2 separate regions of the Homo sapiens genome follow, and region 2 is linked to region 1. Evidence: chromatin loops called from intact Hi-C (ENCODE). Cell type or tissue: mammary epithelial cell. All regions are shown on one strand. Links, peaks and the distances in the headings refer to the core of each region. The heading gives the core; the rest is flanking DNA.

Region 1 (11,959 bases), core at 3,492-8,491:
TTCTGCAACCATGGAAAAAGTACTGACAAAAATAGGTTTTGCATAAGAAAAAAAAATAAAGTGTAGATTAGAAATGATTTATGCTACATATTCTCCTAGACCTGCATTGTCTAATATATAGCCACTAGCTTTATGTGGCTATTAAGCACTTGAAATGTAGTGATGGGGAAGAAAAACTTTTCCTCCATCTTCTTAAGTTAAATAAATTAAACTAACAAAAGACAGATTAATAAGAGAAAAGGCACACAATGTTTATTAATAGTTATGTGCATGGGAGTTCACATAATAGAAGTGAAACTCAAAGAAGCAGTTAGACTTGAGGGCTTATATACCATTTTAACAAAGAGAAAAGAGTTTGGGCTTCAAAGGATGGTAAATCATAGGGAAGTAACTACAAAATGATGAGAGAACCAATGGAAGGTAAAGGTTATTTTAGTAAGTTCTGTTTGTGCAAACTCATCTCAGTGTTGACTCCTCCTCTCCAATGATAATAGTCATTCTTCCTTTCCTGGCAGGGGAGGGTTGGAGAGGGGACCTGCACCAAGGGAAGTTTATGCTCTGATTTTAGGCAGATAAGGAGAGGGCAGAGACCTCCTTCCAGCGTCTGTTAATTCATAATTGCTTTCAGCTCAAAATAATCGTTTTGCCAAAGTGGCATATTTTGGGGTGGCTAATCTCCTTCAGTAGCAGGTCCAAATTGAGATGTGCTATAAGATTATAATACACACATAATTTTGAAGACTTAGTATGAAGACAAAAGAATATAAAATATCTCATTAATAATTTTTGTATTGGCTGAGTGTGGTGGCTCATACCTATGATCCCAGCACTTTGGAAGGTTGAGGCAGAAGGATCACTTGAGGTCAGGAGTTAGAGACCAGTCTGGGCAACATAGTGAGACCTCATCTCTACATAAAAATTTCTAAATAAAATAATTAAATAAAAAAATAATTAATAAAAAATTAAATTAAAAAGTTAAATAAGGCCAGGCACGGTGGCTCACACCTGTAATCCCAGCACTTTGTGAGGCCAAGGTGGGCGGATCACCTGAGGTTGGGAGTTCGAGACCAGCCTGATCAACATGGAGAAACCCCGTCTCTACTAAAAATACAAAATTAGCCAGGAGTGGTGGCTCATGCCTGTAATCCCAGCTACTCAGGAGGCTGAGGCAGGAGAATTGCTTGAACCCGGGGGGTGGAGGTTGCGGTGAGCTGAGATTGTGCTATTGCACTCCAGCCTAGGCAACAAGAGTGAAATTCCATTTCAAAAAAGAAAAGAAAAGTTGAATTAAAAAATTAGCCAGGATTGTGATGTGTGCCTGTGGTCCCAGCTATTCAGGAGGCTGAGACAGAAGGATCATTTGAGCCCAGGAGGTTGAGGTTACAGTGAGCTCCACTGCACTCCAGCCTGGGTGCCAGAGCAAGATCCCATCTCAAAATAATAATAATAATTTTTATATTGATTATGTATTGAAATTATACTTTTGATAAACTGAGCTAAATATGTATTATTAAATTAATTTTATCTGTTCCCACTTTTTAAAATGTGGTTACTATTACAACATTTAAAATAAAATGTGGCTCATATTATACTGCTGTGAGTCAGTGTTGTCCTGGATAGTAAATAAATGACTCAAGCAAAGAGTGTATTTGGTTTCTAGTAGGGTGGTCTTCATCATCAGGCAGACAGCAGATGTTAGCTAATTTACTAGAGCAATTGCAATTTAAACTCAGAAGTAATTTAAACAATACAGAGACCTCCTGGGATGCTTGGACAAGTGGAGAGTATTTTTGTTCTTGTATTTGTTATTTTAAACTTTCAATGATATATTGGTAGACTGAGGTGAAACTTTTCATATCCACTTCAAAGACAGCCCTCAGTTCTTTAGAATGTAAGATAAGAACAATAAATCTTGAGGTGAAATGATAGAAATAAGATCAATTTAAATAGTAGGGGGATCTGATGAAATGCAGTTAACTTAAGAGCATTCCCTGGTGTCCAACATCCATATAAAAAAGGTCACCATTTATGGAAATGCAAGGTAGTAAATATTACCTCCCAGGCATCAACCTAAGAATTGAGTGAGGGATTGAGATTACTAATAATTAAGACAAAAAGTATTATTTTGCACTAGCCCCCATCTGCTGATTCTCGGAGCTTTTCCGAATCTTTCTTGATGACTTAAGATGGCTGTGGGGATGACTGTGAATGAAACCTGAGGAATTTTTTTGCCCCACATTTTCTCTTGGTTTCTCAATCCTGTAAGGGCTCCCGGTCTTTTCCAGGGTATTTTAGGACCACAGATTGCCACCTATGACCTGCCTGTTCTACACCTGCTTCCTTGACTTTGGTGGAGTTGTCACTCCTCACAGCTGCTGCCTTCAGCAAAACACTCTCACCTTTGGGTGCCAAAAGCAGAGCAGTCCTGAGCTTCTACAGCAGCCTGTCCCCCTCTACTGAAAACTAGCAACTTTCTAGCTTCTTGTTTTATTGGGTTTTTTTTTTTTTATATTTATATTAACTTTATTCCTAACAGCCAGAAACAGGAAACAATACAAATGTCCATCTACTGGCGATAAACTAATAAACACACTGTGGTATATCCAAACAATAAAATACTCTCCACAAAAAGGAACAAACCACTGATAATATAACAGCAAAGGATGAATCTCAAAAGCACATGCCAAGGAAAAGAAGTCGGATGCAAAATACTGTGGTGGAATACTGTGCGGTTCCACTCAGGTGATGCTCTGGAAAAGGGAGAAGTACATGGATAGAAATCAGATCACTGGTCACCAGGAGCTCAGGCTGAGGGGAGGGGACTGACTCCAAAGGGTCACTAGGAGGCTTTCTGGGGTGATGGAAATGTTCTGAATCTTCACTGTAGTGGCTGGTGATTGCATTTCTCAAAATTCATAAACTGAATACCTAAAGAGGTGAATTTTACCATATATAAATTATACCTCCATAGAACTGGGTTAGAAATCTTATTTGCACAAACATTCTGAATTATCAGAATGTTTTTTATCCAAGGTGAATATCACCTGTGGTCAAGATCTTCTCACCAGGATGGTCTTCTTGCAGTCCAAGACCCAGCTACAGTCACTATGTCCGGAGTGGGTTTTTTTTTTTCTTTTTAGATGAAGTCTCACTCTCCACCATATGAGGACACAGCGAGAAGGTAGCCACCTGCAAAACAGGAAGATAGCCTTCACCAGGAACAGAATCTGCTGGCACCTTGATCTTGGACTTCGCAGCTTCGATAAGTCTTCTCCGCCTAATGGTCCATTCCCATTTCCACTGATGGACCTGCAGCACTCGCCCTCCTCCACTCCCAGGAGGAACCTCCCCCACGGCTGCTGCTACAGGACTGCTTGACTTCTTTAGGCTGCTCCATCAGGATTCACATTCCCCAACCCACACAGAACCTAGCCAGGGCCTTCCTAGCTTCTTTCCTTCCCTTCTTTCCTGAGGGGAAAGTCCACCTTGGGTTTAAATGGCTTAAGACTGGGCAATAAGCCTGATCTCACTCTCAACCTTTGTCTACATCATGCTTATGTTTTGACAAAGTGGAATTTTACCTGAAGGTTAAGAAAGCCCATTGCCCTTTTACGTTCTGGAAAATGACTTACTGCAAGGGGCCACCCTTCCCCGTATGACTTAGACAAGTTTCATGAGTGCCCCTTTGTCTACTGATGACAAAACTAGATAGGGATCTTCCAGTCTTCTGTTTTTGACCTCCTAAATGACTAGCTGAACTGCTTGTCACCACTGATCAATCAGAACAAAATGCCTGTTAGCCAAACTTTGGTTAAGCTTCTCTCCTTCCCCCAGGCCCCTGAGCTTTGGCCCTCCATAACCCAAGCCAGCATACAGCCTCTTCTTAGGGACCCCTCCCCACAAATAGGCTGGCCACCAGGTAGAACATTCTCTGATCTACTGTCCCATGAGGTCACTCTTTCATTCCTCCTTGAATTAGCATAGTGATGTCACCTTCCTGAGCCTTTTCTTTTTGAGACAGAGTCTTGCTCTGTTGCCCAGGCAGAAGTGTAGTAGTGTAATCTCAGCTCACTGCAACCTCGGCCTCCTGGACTCAAGCAATCCTCCCACCTCAGCCTCCCAAGTAGCTGAGACTACAGGTGCCTGCCACCATGCTTGGCTGATTTTTTTTGGTACTTTTTGTAGAGACAGGATTTCATCATGTTGCCCAGGCTAGTCTGGAACTCCTGGGTTCAAGCAATCTGCCCACCATGGCCTCCTAAAGTGCTAGGATTACAGGCATGAGCCACCGTGCCCAGCCCTGAGCCTTATTTTCACTTCAATACCAGACATTGCTAAGTGGCAGTTGCTGGGCCAGGGTCAGCCCCAAATTTTCTTTATTCAGTACATACAGTATTGGAAATATTTATTTTAATCAATTACCACCATTGAAAAAAAATCAGGAGACTTTACGTAAATCTTTTGGCTTCTCTTAAGAAACAGGATCCGGAAACATTGTTTCCACCTCCTTGTAAGGTGACAGCACTCATAACTGGCCTGCTTTGCTCATTTTCGTGACCTGCCTGGGTTTTGGCTTTATGTTAACCCTAACCCCTGGCAGAGAGTGCACAGTTCTCTCTCATATAGTTGTTATGAGGTCCAAATAAAATAGTGTATAAAGTAGCTCCCAGTAAGAACTGAATCATTATTACTTCTCCCTTTTTAGTTGCTGAAATTCAGGTTTGTGAGCTTACGTTGACTTTTAAGCATCTAAATAGATTTTCCATTTTACATAGATGAATAATGATTAAAAATAGCAAAAGTAGGATTAGATGAACACCTGGGATGAAGCAAATCCTTAAAGGAAAATAATATGATCTCAGGATCTTGAAAACATGTTTGCAAGATACATTTTTCCTTGAGATTAAAATCTTAGACTTTTGTTATCTCTTCCAAATGAACCATTTAATCAATGAGACAGTTTATTGGACAAATAGATGTTTTCCTTGCACTGTGCCAAAAAACAGATTTGATTGATTTTACAATTAAATTGAGGGAAGTGGCTGATAGTTTTTGCAAACTCATTCCTTGCCCTTTATTGATTTTTGTTTAAAGTTTAGCCATTGAACATTACAATAAAGTAACTAAGCAAGCCACCTTGAACTGACAAAACAAGGGCACTCACTAAGTGAAAACACCACACATAATGATAAGACCTGTCAGAGCACTTATGGATTCTGCATCTGATCACTGGAATATGACGTCTAGAGTACTAGGATTAAGAATCTCAGCCTTGAAGTTAAAAAAAAAAAAAAAAAAAGGACTCTTAACCTTTTCCTGGCACAGTGGCTCATGCCTGTAATTCCAACACTTTGGGAGGCCAAGGCTGGAGGACTGCTTGAGGCCTGGAGTTTAAGACCAGGCTGGGCAACATAGTGAGACCCCTCCCCTTCCCATCTCTACAAAATAATAAATAAATAAATAAATAAATAAATAAATAAATAAATAAATAAATAAAAGAATCCCAGCCTTGAGGTTAGCTTTGGACTATCAAAGCTGCCTCAACTATTGCTCATTTAGAGAGCTCAAAAGCTTTTTTAAGAACTCGCTTATTTGTTTCATTTCCTCTTCTGAAGATTTTTTTTGCAGATCCAGACTTTGAAGAGGCTCCTCCCTCCTGCCAGGCTCACTTGCCCTTGTCCTTGCTGTGACAAATTACATATTTCAAAACTCTCAAGTAGTGCCCCGCTTCTGTCCCAACGCTACCACCACCATGCATATCCCTTGCTGAACTCTGAAACCAAGACTCAGTTTCAGGAAACACAGCTGTCAGAACACTCCTCCAGTTACAGAGTCTACAGGCATCTCACACTAGGTCTCCAGGTCCCCATGTCCCAGCATGAAGTGGGGGTGGAATGTGGCAGAGGCCTGTCACCTCTCCTCCCTCCAGGGCTGGCAACAACTTCCCCCGACCTGGGTCTTCTGTTTCACAACAGATTCAGTCTTTTCAACTTCTGGATGCCTCTCTTGGTAGCTCACACCTGCAATCCAAGCACTCTGAGGGGCAGAGGATCCTTTGAGCCTCCGAGTTCAAAATCAGGCCAGTCAACATAGTGATACCCCTTCTCTATCAAAAATAAGAACTAAAAAAACTTTTTAAATGGATGCTTCTCTTAGCTTAGCTTCTCTTTGCATTTGAAAAATGATGCCAATTCTTTTCCTCAGGGGACGTCTTTGAATGCCTCTGGCACTTTCACAGATTCCTCCTTTTTTTTTTTTTATGAAGCAAAATGTGGCAATTTAGACGTTTCATTAGTTGTTACTAAGCTGTGTCTCTGCTTGTTTTGTAAACTCTTTCCCAGACCCAGTGGAAAAGCGCATGCACTTCTTTTACTTTTTTGAAGAGAACTAGCACCCTCTGTAGGCCAATCTTGTTTATTAATAGTTTCTAGTGCCAGTGCCTAAGGCAAAAAAATTGCATTTGTCAAACCTATCTATGAAAATCCCTTAAATTATCAGGAAGCATAAAAACCAAGAATTAGTTTCTTTTGTTTCTGTTTTGGTCAGTGTCTCCCTTTTTTGGAGTAGTGGATTTCAACAGGGGAGGGAAGCTTAAATAAAAAGAGAGTCTTTTTCTCTACCTCTCTTTTTGTCTTTTCTGCCACGTGCTTATGTGGAGAAGCTTGTATTCTTCAATTTCCATATAATATATTCATTCACTCAGAAATGTTTATTGAGTCAACTACCTACCAAGCACAATACAGATTCTGATACAGAGAGATCCCTGCTCTCATGGAGCTTACATTCTAATAAGGAAAGAAGATTACCAGCTAGATTTCAAGAAATGCTTCTTCGGAGAATAATAGATACTCTGAGCATAATAAAATGAGAATGGTGTAGAGAGTGATAGGGCAGTGGGGTAAGCTGTATTAAATAGAATAGTCATGGTGGGCCTCCAGAAGGAGGTGATTTTTGGCAGAGATTTGAATGGAGAGGAGCCGGATTCATAAATTCTGTGCTGGGGTGTGACCACAGCAGTCTGGCTTGCCAAATCTACTCCTAATCTCTACATTTACTGCCTCCCACATGTTGTATTTTGGCTACACCTCATTAGTCCCCAAAAAGTAGATTACGAGGTGGGAGGATCACTTAAGGCCAGGAATTTGAGACTAGCCTGGGCAATATAGTGAGACTCCATCTCTAATTTATGAAAGAGAGAGAGAGAGAGAAAGCAAAAAAAAAAAAAAAAAAAAAAAAGGCTGGACATGGTGGCTTCACCTGTGATCCCAACATTTTAGCAGGGGCAAGGCAGGAGGATTGCTTAAGACCAGGAGTTAAAGAACAGCCTAGGCAACATAGTCATACTCTGTCTCTATTATTTATTTATTTATTTTTTGAGATAGAGTCTCGCTCTGTCACCCAGGCTAGAGTGCAATGGTGTGATCTCGGCTCACTGCAACCTCTGCTTCCCGAGTTCAAGCGGTTCTCCTGCCTCAGCCTCCTGAGTAGCTGGGACTACAGGCATGTGCCACCATGCCCAGCTAATTTTTGTATTTTCAGTAGAGACAGGGTTTTGTCATGTCGTCCAGGCTGGTCTTGAACTTCTGACCTCGTCATCTGCCTGCCTCAGCCTCCCAAAGTGCTGGGATTACAGGCATGAGCCACCGCACCTAGCCTCTGTCTCTATTTTATTTAAAAAAAAAAAAAAGAGAGAGAGAGAGATACTAGGTACAATGACTCATGCCTATAATCCTAGCACTTTGGGAAACCAAGGCAAGAGGATCACTTGAGCTCAGAAGTTCAAGCTCAGCCTGGACAACCTAGTGAGACCCCATCTCTATTTTTTTTCAAACTAAAATAAAGAAAATTTTAAAAAAGAAGAAAGAAATTTGTTGTAAGCAAATATTGACAATATTTATTAGAACGTGCTCTGTCTCCCATATACACCAATAAGCCCATAGAGAAATCCAGTCCTGAAACATAAATGGAATATTGCTTTCTGAGAGATACATCAGATGTTTTTTTGTTGTTGTTGTTATTTTTGGTTTTTGGTTTTTGTTTTTTTTTTTTTTTTGAGATGGAGTCTTGCTCTGTCGCCCAGGTTGGAGTGCAATGGTGCCATCTTGGATCACTGCAACCTTTGCCTCTCGAGTTCAAGCAATTCTCCTGCCTCAGCCTCCCGAGTAGCTGGGATTACAGGCATCCACAACCATGCCTGGCTACTTTTTGTATTTCTAGTAGAGACAGGGTTTCACCATGTTGGCCAGGCTGGTCTTGAACTCCTGACCTCAAGAGATCTGCCTGCGTTGGCCTAACAAAGTGCTAGGATTACAGGCATGAGCCACCGTGCCCGGCTGTTTTGTGTTTTTAAACTTTTAAGTTCAGAGCTACATGCGCAGATTTATTATATAGGTAAATACATGTCACGGGGTTTTGTTGTATATATGATTTCGTCACTCGGGTGATAAGCATAGTACCTGATGGTTAGTTTTTCTATCTTCACCCTCCTCCCACCCTGCACCCTCAAGTAGACTCCAGTGCCTATTGTTTTCTTCTTTGTGTCCATGTGTACTCAGTGTTTAGCTCCCACTTGTAAGTGAGAACATGTGGTATTTGGTTTTCTGTTCCTACATTAGCTCATTTAGGATAACGACCTACAGCTTCTACAAAGAACATGCTCTCATTATTTTTTATGGCTGCAAAGTATTTCATGCTGTATATGTACCACCTCTTTATCTAGTCTACCATTGATGGGCATTTAGGTTGATTCCATGTCTTTGCTATTGTGAATAGTGCTGCAATGAACATATGCATGTGTGTGTCTTTATGATAGAATGATTTATTTTCTTTGGGTATATACCCAATAATGCAATTGTTAAGTTGAAGGGTAGTTCTGTTTTAAATTATTTGAGAAATCACCAAACAGGTTTCCACAGTGGCTGAACTAATTTATAGTCCTAACAGCACTGTGTAAGCATTCCCTTTTCTCCACAGCCTCACCAGCATGTTATTATTATTATTATTATTATTTTTGAGACGGAGTCTTGCTGTGTCGCCCAGGCTGGAGTGCAGTGGCATGATCTCCGCTCACTGCAACGTCTGCCTCCCAGATTCAAGCAATTCTCCTACTTCAGCCTCCTGAGTAGCTGGGACTACAGGTGTGCTCTACCACGTCCAGCTAATTTTTGTATTTTTAGTAGAGACAGGGTTTCACCATGTTGGCCAGGCTTGTCTCAAACTCTTAACCTCAGGTGATCCACCTGCCTTGGCCTCCCAAAGTGCTAGGATTACAGGCATGAGCCTCTGCACCCAGCTGTTTTTTGTTTTGTTTTTGTTTTTTTGTTTTTTTTTGTTTTTTTGTTTTTTTGTTTTTTTTTTTTGAGACAGGGGCTCACTCTCACCCAGGCTGGAGTGCAGTGGTGCAATCTCAGCTCACTGCAGCCTTCACCTCTGAGGCTCAAGTGATACTCCCACCTTGGCCTCCCACCTTACGTGCCTGTAGCTGGGGCTACAGGCAGGCATGACCATGCCTGGCTAATTTTTAAATATTTTTTGTAGAGACGGGGTTTTGCCCTGTTGCCCAGGCTGGTCTTGAACTCCTGAGCTCAAGCGATCTGCCCTCCTCAACCTCCCAAAGTGCTAAGATTACAGACTTGAGCCACCACACCCAGCCTATTTTTTGACTATTTTAATACCCGTTCTGACTGGTGTGAGACAGTATCTCATTTTTATTTTGATTTGCATTTATGTAATGATTCGTGATGTTGAGCATCTTTTCATATGTTTGTTGGATATCTTCTTTTGAAAAGTGTCTGTTCATGTCCTTTGCCCACTTTTTAATGGGATTGTTGATTTTTTTGCTTAATATGTGTATAGTGTTTCCTATAGATTCGCATATTAGACCTTTGTCACAGGCATCGTTTGCAAATATTTTCTCCCATTCTGTAGGTTTTCTGTTTACTCCATTGTTTGTTTGTTTTGCTGTGCAGAAGCTCTCTAACTTATTAGGTCCTGTTTGTCAGTTTTTCGTTTTGTTGCAAATGTTTTTGATGTCTTCATCATGAAAACTTTACCAGGACCTATGTCTAGAATGGTATTTCCTAGGTTTTCTTCTAGGGCTTTTATAGCTTTAGGTTTTACATTTAAGTCTTTAATACATCTTGAGTTGATTTTTGTATATGGTGAAAAAAAGGGGTCCAGTTTCAATCTTCTGCATATGGCTAGCCAGTTATCCTAGCACCACTTATTGAATAAGGAGACTTTTCTTCATTGCTTGTTTTTGTAGACTTTGTTGCAGATCAGATGGTTGAAGGGATATGGCTATATTTCTAGGTTCTCTAATTTGTTCCATTGGTCTATGTGTCTGGTTTTGTACCATTACCATGCTATTTTGATTATTGTAGCCTTGTAGTATAGTTTGAAGTCGAGTAATGTGATTCCTCCAGCTTTGTTTTTTTTTTGTTTTTTTTTTTGCTTACGATTGCTTTGGCTATTCAGCTTCTTCTTTGGTTGCATATGGCTTTTAGAATGTTTTTTTTCTAATTCTGTGAAAAATAACAATGAATATATAAACATTTATATATTGAATAGCATTTAATCTATAAATTGCTTTGGGCAATATGGCCATTTTAAGAACATTGAATCTTCTTATCCATGAGCATGGAATGTTTTTCCATTTGTTTATGTCATCTCCGATTTCTTTCACAGTGTTTTGTAATTCTTGTTGTAGAGATTCTTCACCTTCCTAGTTAGCTATGGTATTCCTGGGTATTGGTTATACGTGTGTCTCTGTGTGTGTGTGTGTGTCTGTGTGTCTGTGTCTATTGTGAATGGGATTATGTTTTTGATTTGGATCTCAGCTTGGATGTTATTGTTGCATAGAAATACTAATGATTTTTGTACATTGATTCTGTATCCTGAAACTTTATTGAAGTTGTTTATCAGTTCTGGTAGCCTTTGGGCAGAGGCTATGGGGTTTTCTAGATAAAGAATCACATTGCCTATGAAGAGAGATAGTTTGACTTCCTCCCTACCTATTTGGATGCCTTTTATTTCATAATAGTTCTGACTATTGTGAACACCTCTATGAACAAAAACTGAGGGGTTTTTCTATTTCTTTGGATTAGGTGGTAGTGTCCCCTTTGACATTTCTGCTCGTATTTATATGAATCTCTCTTTTTTCTTTATTAGTCTAGGTATTATTCAGGGTTCTCTAGAGAGACAGCACTAATAGGATAGATGTATGTATTAAAGGGCATTTAATTAAGGAGTATTGACTTACATCATCACAAGGTGAAGTCCCACAATAGGCTGTCTGCAAGCTGAGGAGCAATTGAAGCCAGTCTGAGTCCCAAAACCTCAAAAGTAGGGAAGCTGACAGTGCTGCCCTCACTCTGTGGCTGAAGGCCCGAGAGTCTCTGGCAAACCACTGGTGTAGGTCCAAGAGTCCAAAAGCTGAAGAACTTGGAGTCTGATGTTTGAGGACAGGAAGCATCCAGCACAGGAAAAAGATGGAGGCCAGAAGATTTAGCCAGTCTAGTCTTTCCATGTTCTTCCGCCTGCTTTTATTCTGGTTGAGCTGGAAGCTGATTAGATAGTACCCACCCGGATTGAGGGTAGGTCTGCCTTTCCCAGTCCACTGACTCAAATGTTAAACTCCTTTGGCAACACTCTCACAGACACACCCAGGAACAATACTTTGCATCTTTTAATCCAAGCAAGTTGACACTCAATATTAACCATCACAGTCTAGCTAGTGGTCTATCAATATTATTTATTCTTTCAAAGAGTTAACTTCTGGTTTTGTTGATCTTCTTTATGGTTTTTCATGTCTCAATTTCACTCAGTTCAGCTCTATTTTGGTTATTTATTTTCTACTGCTAGCTTTAAGGTTGGTTTGCTCTTTTTTTTTTTTCTCCTGGGTGTGATATTAGGTTGTTAATTTGACATCTTTCTAACTTTTTGATGTGGGTGTTTAGTG
Region 2 (11,959 bases), core at 2,792-7,791, 780 kb before region 1:
TCAGTCTGTGAACAGTAGAAGATAAAAGCTCCTACTAAGCCCATATCTTCAGAAATATCAATAATATGCTCTAGGAAATAATCCAGAGATGACTATACTATTTTAATTTTCCCTTAAAAGAGTCAATCTAACATCATTAAGAGTGATATTTAAATGCTAATTGAAAAAGCACTGTTCCCATATCTCTAGACAAGTATTTGCATGTTAATTAATTCTGGGGATAAGAAGACCGGCTTCCAATATGAGGTGTCAGAAGAGAGAGTTTCTTTGCAGAGGAAGATAAAAGGCTATGGCATAGACATAATTAAATTACCTGACTTCAAGAGTTCTAAAAAGAAATAAGCAATCCTTTGCAATGCAAATTCATATTGCCTCTTTTGTAAAGGGCACATTCTAATGAAAGAACCAAAATATAGATTTCCAACTTCAATACTCTTTTAATGTAGTGCCCTCATCACAGATCAAAATGGCTTTTACCAGAACAGTGGCTAACGAGCTCATAAAGACTGTCAATATGGGAGACAGAAACCTAATGCCCTAGAAGCCAATAAACCACAAACACACTCTGAACAGTCACAAAGGATGTCAACTTGATTTTTTCAAACAACAAACCATTTCTTTTTAAAAGGAGTCATGCAAATTAGTACAAACTCACAAACCACAGACTCAGAATGATGGCCATTAGGCTGAATATTTTATAAATTAGGTTACCTCAAAAGACGATAATTTAAATAAAGCATACATTCAACTTGCCACACTTACACTATATTTGTTGGCATTATAATTTCTATGGTATAACTTTCACTGTTTGCACTATTGCTTTTCATATATGATCTCATCTTAGACCTGGAAGATAAATAAGTATAAGTGCACCCACTATACAGATGAAGATATTAAGACTCAGAGAGAATATATGGTTTAATCAAGATCATGGAGGTAAAGAGCAGTGAGGTCATGTCTAGAACCCAGTTTTCTGGATCTAATTTCTATGTTCTTCCCATGCAATTATATTATCTGTCTTCTACTTCATTTAGTTGCTGATTGTCCCTACTACTAAGTTCATTATTGCTATGATATTCCTAAATGTGCAAAGGACATAAACATTCAGGGAATAATCACATTTCCAACAGGCTTAACAAGGTTTTCTTTTTGTGCTCTTCTGTAAAGTTCCACTCCAGTAACAAACGTATACTGGTTAATTCATTTATCACACAGACATATTTTGTAAATACACGTGACAAGGGGTTATATGTGGTATAGAAAGAGCAATTATTAAGTAATAGGAAAATATAAAAACACTGAGCAAAAGCCATGAAAAGGCTATTCACAAAAGAACTACAAATGGCCAGATGAAAACTAGTTCACTGTCAATAGTAATTAAAAAATTCAAATGGAAAATACAGTGAGTTATTCTCCAGGTTCACAAGAGTGGAACCTATTATAACTCTGGGAGAGAGTTTAAAATGATAGAACTCACTGGGGAATATGAAGGTGCAAGCTGTATGTTCCAGAAATTCCAGTTTCAGGAGTCAATTCCAAGGAGACAGAAAGGCACTAAAATATGTATACTTGTGAATGTTCATAATCACATTATTTACAACAATGAAACAAAACAGAAACAACCTAGGTTTACAACACAAGGAGATTAATTAATAAATTTTTATGTTAACCAAAAAATATTCTATAGCCATTGGAAAGAATTATGTTGAAGATAAATAACTAAAACATAAAACTTTCAATGAATTATAGAAAACACAAATAAATGGAAAGATACTCTATGTACAAAGAGGAAGATTCAATATTGCAAAGACATCAATTCTCTTAGAGATTTGATTGTAAAAGCAATTGATCTATAGATTTAAAACAATCTCATTAAAAATCTCTGCAAATCTGAGTGTGTCTCTGTGTGTATTTGTGGAAATTGACAAGCTGTTCTAAGCTGTTCTAATCTTTTCATTTGGAAATGTGAAGGATCAAGAATAACCAAGAATCTCCAGGAACTGGTGAAAAGAAGAAGATGTAGTCCTCAGTCTACTAAGCTACAGTAATCAAAGTATGTGTTATTAGCTCAAGGGAAATACACCAGTGGAAGAGAATAAGGAGTCCACAGCTGGACCCATTCATATATGGATATTTGATTTATGTTATGGAACAGGCTGTATGGCAGAGCAATGGGGAATGGATGGTCTTTTTGGTAAGTGCTGTTTGAGCAACTGGATATTAATGTAGCATAAAATGAAACTTAACCCTAACTTTTCAACATACACAAAAATTAATTCCATGTGGATTGTAGATCTAAATGTGAAAGGTAAAAGAATAAAGTTGATAAAAGATAACATAGGAGGGGGCCGGGCGCGGTGGCTCACGCTTGTAATCCCAGCACTTTGGGAGGCCGAGGCGGGCGGATCACGAGGTCAGGAGATCGAGACCATCCTGGCTAACACGGTGAAACCCCGTCTCTACTAAAAATACAAAAAAAATTAGCCGGGCGTGATGGCGGGCGCCTGTAGTCCCAGCTACTCGGGAGGCTGAGGCAGGAGAATGGCGTGAACCCGGGAGGCGGAGCTTGCAGTGAGCCGAGATTGCGCCACTGCACTCCCACCTGGGCCACAGAGCGAGACTCCGTCTCAAAAAAAAAAAAAAAAAGATAACATAGGAGGATATCTTCATGACCTTCGGCATAAGTGAAGATTCTTGAACAAGCCTCAAAAAGTACTAACAACAAAGAGAAAGATTGGTAAGTTGGACAACATTAAAATTGGGAAGCTCCATTAACCCTACTAAGAGAGCAATAAAGGCAAGCCACAGAGTGGAAGAAGACATTGCTGACACATATAACCAACAAAGGAACTTACATCTAGAATATATAAGTACAAATAAATGAGAAAATGTCTGACAGTTCTATGGAAAAGTAGGCAAGAGACAAATACTAAACAAATACTTCAACATGCCCACCCAAAAGACATCCAAATGGTCAATAAACATATGAAAATGTGCTCATTAGCCAACAGGAAAATGCAAATTAAAATCACAAGAGACTATAACAAGCCTACCAGTTTGGATAAAACCAGTTAAGACAGACCAAACCAAGTGTTGCCAAAGATAAGGAACAACAGTAACTCACATAAATTGATGATGGGATTGTAGATTTGTGCAACCACTTTCACAGTATTCCCTAAAGCTGAACATACACATATCCTATCACCTGCCAATTCCATTCCTAAGGCATATAAACAAATGAACAACTTTAAAACTGCACACGTATGCCAAAAGACATGTACAAGAATGTTCATAGCAACATTTTTCATAATAGCCCGCAACTGGAAACAACCCCAATGGCCATCAACAATAGAATGGTGGGCCAAGAGTGGTGGCTCATGCCTTTAATCTCAGCATTTTGGGAGGGCGGGGCGAGTGGATCACTTGAGCCCAGAAGTTCGAAACTAGCCTGGGCAACGTGGAGAAACCCCACCTCTACAAAAAATGCAAAAATAATAGCCAGGCATGGTGACGCATACCTGTAGTCCCAGCTACTCAGGCGGCTAACTTGGGGGAGGATCACTTGAACCTGGGAGGTGGGATTGCAGTGAGCTGAGATTGTGCCACTGCACTCCAGCTTTGGCAACAGAGTAAGACCCTGTCTCCAAAAAAAAAAATAAATAAAGTATATAACAAAAACAACAGAATGAGTAAATATTATGGTATCTTCTTTCACATGAAATAATAAACTGCAATGAGAATGAATAAACAAATAATACATGTGAAAAACATGGATGAATCTCACAAACAAATATTGAGTAAAGTAAGTAAAAAAATCAAAAACTACAGACATTTCATTTACGTAAAGTTCCAAAACAAACATTATAATGTTAGATTCAAAGTAGCTATTATCTCTGGTGGGGAGGAGGAGGCCATGGGAGGCTTCTGGGGGTACTGGGAATATTGTTGCTTGACCTAAGTAGAGGGCAGTAAATGGATGTGTTCACTTTGTGATCATAAACTGAGTTGTACACTTAGGATCTGTGTACTTTTCTGCATGTACGTTATATTGCCAGAAAATGTTTTAATCCATATTTATTGGCTTGAAAACATGTTCATGATATATTACATGAAAAAAGCTGCTTAGCAAATTATGTTATTCTTTTTTGAGATATATAGAGTAGAAGCATTCTTATCTAACACATTTAGGATCAGAAGTTAATTGCTTAATTTCAAAAGCTAGTGAAAGTGAGGATTCATAAAAAAAAAAAAACCACCTGCTGCCTAAAACATTTTATTTTAACTTTAACACTGAGGACTTGAGTATTTGCTGGCTAGAATTCCACATAATCTTTCCTGCATAAATCATATCCATAATCCATCTTCTTCTCTATTTTCAGTTTCAATTTCTTTAACATGAAACAAAAATTTAAATACACTTGTGAAGCAATATGAATGTTGAATCCTTTGTGACTTTTAACATTTATTTTCAAATCTTTCAGTTGTTCCACCTACTCTGAATTCTAGAGCAATTGTTTTAGAGATTTGTTTTTATCACATTTTGCTAAAGCATTCAACCTAATTTTAGTGGCAACAACTCTATTTTTATACTCATATTTCATTGGTTTACGTAATATCTAATTAGATTACAGAATTACAGTAAGTTCGATTGGCATAAACAGTACTAAGAAAAAAACAAATGGCTCTTAGTGAGCACACAACTTTGGTTCTAAGAAGGAGAAATTTATTAGCAGAATGCATTAAGCCTTAAGAGTGTTTCCAATGTATATACTTAATTCTTTGCAAAAGAAACAAGGAAAGATATACTCCAAAATGTCAATACTGGTTTATCTTAATTGAAGGAGTTTTTGGTGGTGTTGAATTGAATTTGCTTGTGTGTATTTCTTCAGAAGACTTGTATTGATTGCATTTAAAATACATCTTTTCAGGTCATAAGAAGCTTACAGCATTCTGTGGTATACTGCTGAAGAGTGGTGGTGGTTGGAGGAAGCAGATGGCATGAACCCTGCCTTCCTCTAAGAGGGTGTGAAATGTGATGATTCAGGCTTTTAAATTAAATGCATAAAGATTCAAACCCCAGCTCTGCCATTTACTAGGTGTACATCCTTGGGTGTGTCTCTCCTCTAAAACTTAGGTTTCTCATCTGTAAAATGGGGATAATGCCACCTACTGCAAACAGTTGCTGTGAAAATTAATGTGATAATTTAGGATCCAAAGCCCTAAACACAGGACCTGACACACAATAAACCTCAATGAATGTTAGCTTAAAAAACGACAAGAGTATCTAATAGAGGACACAGAATAAATGTATACATGATATAACCAAATAAATGCAAAGCATCACAGCACAGCCTACTGGCAACTGAGGAAACACAAAGTGAAACAAGGGACCTGAGAGAAACGAGGCCAACCAGGGAAGGCGTTTATCCAATAGAAGAAGTGGCTCCAATTAAGGCTTAAAGGAAGTGAAGAATAGAAATGAACAGTTTAATATTTCAACCAATCTCTGGAAGGAGGAGGATACGAACAAATCATAAATAAATTTGTTAATATCACTTGCACATGGCTGGAGCTTGGAACATGCAGAAAAACATGCAGAAACCAGATCCTTTGTGAATGTGAGATTTATTATTTTAGAAAGCACAGGCAATGGGCTTTTTCCCTAGAACCAGACAGAAAGGACAAGGCCCGAGGGTCTGGTTGGGTACATGTGAGAGGGAGAACATCCTGGAAATGTGTCCACACCCACTTGAGTATCTGTTTCTTGAAACCACGAGTCCTTGGCACACACATTTCTATTCTAAGTTAGGCCAGCTATCTCTTGAGAGTCCCTATAGGAAAGTTTCATTCCTTTAATCAACACATCTTCTTCTACAGTGTTCTGGGCACTGTTCTAGGCACTAGGAATAGAAGGTTGAATAAACAAGCTCAGTGCCCTCAAGGAGCTTACATTCCAAATAGAAAGTCTGACTCTTTATCTTCCAGCAAAGGATGGTTGATGCCATTAATACTAAAACCATCTGTCTTCTGAAATGGGTGCAGTGCTCAAGAAAGAGAAGCAATCGACCAATCACGAGGACCAGTTTCACCTTGAAGTTAATTTTAACCTCTACTGAAGGTCAAATGAAAGCTAGAGAAAAGCATTAGGAGCACTGCCAATTCAGTAAAGGGACTGCAGGGCATAGCCAGAGAAAAATCCCAGTGTGGCCAGAGGAAGCTTGAAAAGTTCAAATCAGATAACACAGCTCAAAGGGCAACTCCAAAAAAGTACACTGTGACAGGTGACAATTGGAAGTCTATTAGCTTTTGTTTCAATCAGAAAAAGCAGTATCTTTAATTACTTTAAGTATTCCATTATTACATTCTCATCACTAAAGGACTGCACATTTTTGGCTAAATAAGGTGTAGTAAAAGACATTGCAATGGGGCAGGGAGGGCCAAAGAAGACACTGCATGGTGGCACAGCCTGTCTGCTAAGCTAAATCCCAGAATCTTAAGATTCACTAAGGAACGCTTGGGGAGAAAGAGTCTCAAAAATAACCAGAGACTTAGTAACTTGACTGGTGTAAGCTGTCAGAGGATGAACGATGACAAGTAGAACAGGCAGGCGTTTTGAGTTTTCCATATTTACCAGCTATATCTCAAAAATAAGATTTCTTGTAGAATGCTTTCCCTTCAAATATGAATAATTTAAAGAGCTAAACAAATGTTCCTCAGAAGGCAATAAACTACCTTTTTAAGGAATGTCAATTTCAATCACTTTCAAAATGCTTCTGTTAGCGGTTCTTAAATTATGCCTCCCAGGATTACTGGTTGGAGTTCCTCAATCTGGATCAAGGTATTCTGCTAAAATCATACATGACAGTCTTTTACTAATTCACAGAAAAAAAAAAACTTAATAAAACATTCTCAGCTTTAGTATTTTTCCCTTAGTTTTTTTCTAAAACCTGTGGCACTAACTAATGCCTTTCCAAAGAATGCTAACAGAAGACATGAGAACAAAGAACAAATAAATTTTACTAGGAAAAAAAAATGAGAAATAGCCTATCGTGCTCAGTCTAGCATCTTGTTACCATCCACAGGTGTGACTGGAGTTGTGCTTTTAATATTGCAAACTCTAACTCAATCCTAGGAGGGCGCACCCAGGAGCCGGTTCATGCCCTCTCACCCTCAATAAAGAGGCTTACCTTCTCCCCACACAGCTGCATTGTGGATACCATTGTAATGCATGGGGAATATTACTGATTATTGGGAAAAATTACAGCTCCAGGAAACAGATGACCTCAGGTACACTTTGTGAATCTGTTTTGGCACCTATAAAATGCTTACTTCACAGAGAGCTGCGTGGATCCCGCACTCTAAAGAGCAGTGTAAACTGCCAAGTGCTATGCAAATGTACACCATCATCATTATTATTATTACTATTAATATGATTTACTAAAACTTCCTTGTAAAAACAAAAAACCAGTAACTCCCCCTTGACCTCTCTCTGAATAACTCTTCCAAAAGCCCTTTACTCTCTGAGCTGCAGGCAACTCGTGATAAAATAATGTTTCTCTGCAGGCATAACAAATGCATCAATCTATTCATTAATAATGTCAAAAATATTGAGTCTTTTTTGCTCTCTGGAATGGACCTAGACTACATGTTACGTTTCTGATGTATAACCATGCTCAAGATTTTAAATTTCCATTCAGCCATATCTCAACCACTTTCCTAATAAGAAAAAAAAAAAATTCAGAGTTTCTGAATTGGAGAAATTTAATTATCTCGAGTTCATTCCTCCATGGGATTTTTTTCCCCAAATAATTCAAAACTGGATAGATGCCTTTCATTTATATAAAGAGGATACAGAGGTATTTATCCTCTTTACCACACTCATAGAAAGTTAAGTCCTATAATTCCTCCTTACAGAAAAATGTATCACAAAAAAAAATTAGGAGAGAAAAAATGAATTTTTATATATTTCTATGAAAGTAATTCCACTCCCTGTAGACAAAAAAAAAAAACCAAAAATATGATTACTAAATACCACAAAGCGTTCCACAATTTGGAAGAAAACTGTCATAAGGATACCACCATCTCTTCCCTAGCAGGAAGGTCAATTTCCAGAGCAATTGAGACTCTTAAACCCTCCCCCACCCATGAAACATGTAAAAGAAAGAAAAACCTAGAAAGAGCATGAAGAAATGTATCTGAAACTTCGAGATGACTTTATTGTATTAAAATCTATCAATAAGAGGACTAAGAAATCATCCTCTGTATACCCTTTGTCAACCAAAAAGCGCCACCAACCAACCAGCTGCACAAACAAGAAATGTTGAAGTTACCCTAAAGTCCTCCTTCTCTCTCATCTCCCACATCAAGCCCTGTTCTCTTGTATCCCTAAACATTTCTAGAATTCTCCCCCTTCCCTCCAGCAACTCTGCCATGGCCACCTCTCACCAGGGTTAGTGCGATAGCCTCCAAACAGGTCTCCCTGCCCCTAGTCTTGTCACTTCCAATTCACTGCTCACAGAGCAGCCAGAGTGATCGTTCTTAAGCAAAAAAAAAAAAAAAAAAGTTGATCATGTCTGATCCCCTGATTAAAATAACTGCCCAGGAAAAACATCCTAAAACCATAATGTGATTTACAAGACCTTTGAAAATGTAAGCCGTGCTAATGGCTCCAGCATCATCTTGGGACCCTGGCTGGCTCTTCACATTCTGTCTGCCCACCAGACTGAATAAAATTCCCTGAACCAGTCATACCCTCTCTTTGTTTCTGGGCTGCAGGAATGATAGAACAACCAAAAGAAATCGGGTTTATTTCTCTCATTTAACAAGAAGGCCACAGGTAGGCGGCAGCAGACACTGATGAACATTTCTGTGGTTTCAGAGCCAGTGGATCATCACCATCCTGACACTATACTGACCCACATGTCATCCCTGAGATGGGGGGACCCTGGAGTCCCCTTCTGCCAGGGGCTTGGGGATTGTGAGCACAGCCTGGGGCCAAACTTACACATATGCACACTAATAAAAATGTTGCCTCTGCAAAAAGCAAGAAGACAATGTCTTCCCAATTTTCCATTTTTTGCATTTAAAAGTAGGTAATACTCTTTATTCAAAAGAAATGTTAGACAAAAAAGAAAAAAAAATGAAGAGGAATTTCTAGACTTGAATCCAAAATGCTAATAAGAATTAAAAGAAGAAAAAGAGGTATATATTTGTTATTCATTAGACTCTCATTATTTCAGATTCGAAAACTCAAAATGAGGGAGGCAGTTTATCCACATGAAAAAAAAAAAGAAGAAAATATTGACTTGACTTGCAGCCCCCTGAAACTGAGCTGTGAATTTGCCCTTCTCCTTTGAGCAGATTTTTTTTTAATAGAGAGGAAGTTAGTTTCCACTCACTTTTTTCTCTTGGGTCACCCCAAGTTCATACCAAGGACTCAGTATGTAAAGCCATAAAAGAAAACAGCAACAATGATACTAGAAATACAGAACCAAGAGCTTTAGATCCAGAGGGGTAGCATAATATGGTAGGAAAAGGTCAGGTCAGAAGTCAGCTCTACCTCCTATTTGCTGTCTGGCCTACAACAGGCTAACTTAGCCTGAGTTCCAGCCTCGTCATCTGTCAAGGGAGGGAAAGGCTCACCTTACAGAGATGTGAGAAAACAGATGTGAAGTTCTAGCATAGTATAGCACTCAACACAATATTATCACCATTCTGTAAGTGCTAGAGGGTTCAGAGTTGCTTACGTTTTAGCCACCAATACTCCAATCAATGAGAAGGCAAATATCTTAGGAAAAGCAAACCTCATTCATGTACTGCTCCCCACTAGTCAATGAGACCAGCACTGTTCTAGCCTCCCCACAGGGAAGTTGACTTGTTTTTGTTTTATTTAGCTTACCTGTTCTTTACTGTTTTAGCACTTGGAAAAGGACAAATTTTACAAATAAAAAAATAAGAAATGCTATATATGTAAAAAAAAAAAGTTTGATACTGTATCTGGAAGGGTTTGTAGGAAAGGAGTCATAGCACTGCTTCTGGAAAGGGAAACTGAGGGACTGGGGGCAGGAATAGAAAGGAGACCTTTGGCATTTTTAACTTGAGCATATGTTAGCAGTCCCAAATAAGTAAATTTTAACTATTAGCACATAACGGTAAATAAAGGTCTCTATATCATTTAAGGTCCAGCTCAACTTCCAACTTGCCTCAGCCAAATATTTGCCAGGCAAGCCCTATTGCCCATGAGGCCTTTACTGACCTCATGGCTTTTCCTGCCTGACCTCTCCTTTCTTTTAATGTCTACTGCCCTCATCTCTATAAGTTAGCTTCCAATTACATCTAATGTAACTGTTTGTTAACTGGTTCAAGAAAGCCAGACATATCTCTCCAATGGACTACAAACCCCTTAAAGACAAGGAAGCAGCCTTCTGAATTCCTTATTGCCCTCAGCCTCATCCCAGAAATGAAGACAATAAATTCTTATTGACAAATCACTTGCCTGATGTAACCCCCAGAGTAGCAGCTGCAATTACTCACAACATCGGCCCGTTTTCTTTATTTAGAAGCTATCATGATGCAGACCAGAAAAGGCAGACTATCACTTTAAACACAAGGCTTTTATTTAGCTTAAAAAAGGTTTCCAGTTATTAGCCTTTGCAAATTTATTTTAAGCTTATTGGGCTCTTCCTTCTGCTGAGTTGAATCTTTGTTTTAGTTTTTTATTGAAGTAGGGTAGTATTTCCTTTAAGGTTGGAAGGAAACAAAGCACAGAAGATGGCAGGAAAGCAAAGCTCATCCTTTGACACCACAATTTTCTGAATCTGCCGTATTCATCCTCCTTTATATTAAAGCATAGGCAGGATTCTTCTGAAAAATCGAAAGAAATCCATCAGGGCTCAAAGCATGCTGAGCAACAGAGAATTAAAGCTGGGAAAATTATTGAGAATTTTCTCTCTATTCCTATTTGTCATGAAATGAAACTAGTGCTCATAATACCAATTTGGTCACACAGTGAATTTTGCTGAAAATAAGGCAGAGAGTCCATATTAGGCAATGTGCAGCCTACTAGTGCTATAATAGAGGTATGAACTTAAAGAGTTGTAGGAAGTGTGAGCTGTGTCTTCTAGGAGCCCAGGATAATGGGAATGAGATGACATCCCAGGTCTGCAGATCCTCCTCCCACCTGTACCACCTTCCTTTCGTCGTCCCTAATTCTATAAATGGCCACTCCACCCACCCAATTGTTCTGGTCCCCAAACAACGAGTCATCCTTGATTTCTCTCTTAATCTCATTCCTCACTTCCTGAAAGTGACCACTTCTCCCAGTTGTCCTCACTGCCAGCCTTGTTTAAGCCACCATCATCATCTCTCACTCAAACCACCACTAGAGCCTCCTAACTGGTCCTCCTGAAGACACCCTTTCCCCTTCTCCCCCGTGTACCCTTCACACTACACACAGCCTCAAAGCAACCTTTTAAAGAATGAAAAGCTGAGTCTATCATTCTCTTCCAAAGCTTCCCAGTGTAATCAGACCAAATCTAAACTCACATTAGAGTCACCTGGAGAATTTTTTTAAAATGCTGATGTCTGGGTCCACAGAGATTCTGATTGAATTGGTCTGTGATATGGCCTGAGCCACCTCAATGGCTGCAAAGTGCAGCCAGAGTTGAAGACACTGCCAGCCTGCCCAGTCTCATCTCCTACCCCTTCTCACCCTGTTCGCTAGACTCCTACCTCAGCGGCTTCCTCTCCCTATCTCACATGCCCACCTTACAGCCCTGGCTTTACAGGCCCCTCTGCTTGAACCAGTCTTCCCCTTGATCATCACTTAGGTTTTGGCTCAAATGTCACTCACTTCTTCTGGGGCACCCTTCCAATATCTGCTAAAGCCACCTCTACCACTGTGCATAGTGTCAGCAAATCATCACTAAAGAAATCAGCAGAGAACTGTGGAGGCACCTGA

Evidence for each region. A loop is a pair of places that touch in the nucleus more often than their neighbours do. Peaks named below come from ENCODE experiments on the same cell type or tissue, not always from the same donor. Only the 100,000 strongest peaks of a DNase experiment are listed, where the experiment ranks them.
Region 2: a loop joins it to region 1, with 6 times the contacts of the local background. A loop is called at or near these places in 3 of 110 quality-filtered maps.

The regions. Positions count from the first base shown.
Region 1 is chr12:92,981,917-92,993,875 of GRCh38, reverse strand. It overlaps LINC02413 (long intergenic non-protein coding RNA 2413), which reads right to left and starts at 3,131. Exons shown (of 4, transcript XR_945212.3): 1 at 3,066-3,131. RefSeq lists an enhancer at 5,587-5,636. In mammary epithelial cell, for the core only: a CTCF peak has its summit at 6,394 (motif pointing left); a DNase peak (open chromatin) is centred at 6,365.
Region 2 is chr12:93,760,784-93,772,742 of GRCh38, reverse strand. All of the region lies in intron 2 of CRADD (CARD and death domain containing adaptor protein), which reads right to left. Among named protein-coding and RNA genes, the nearest start is that of CRADD-AS1, 29 kb to the right of the region's middle. In mammary epithelial cell, for the core only: a CTCF peak has its summit at 5,361; a DNase peak (open chromatin) is centred at 5,352.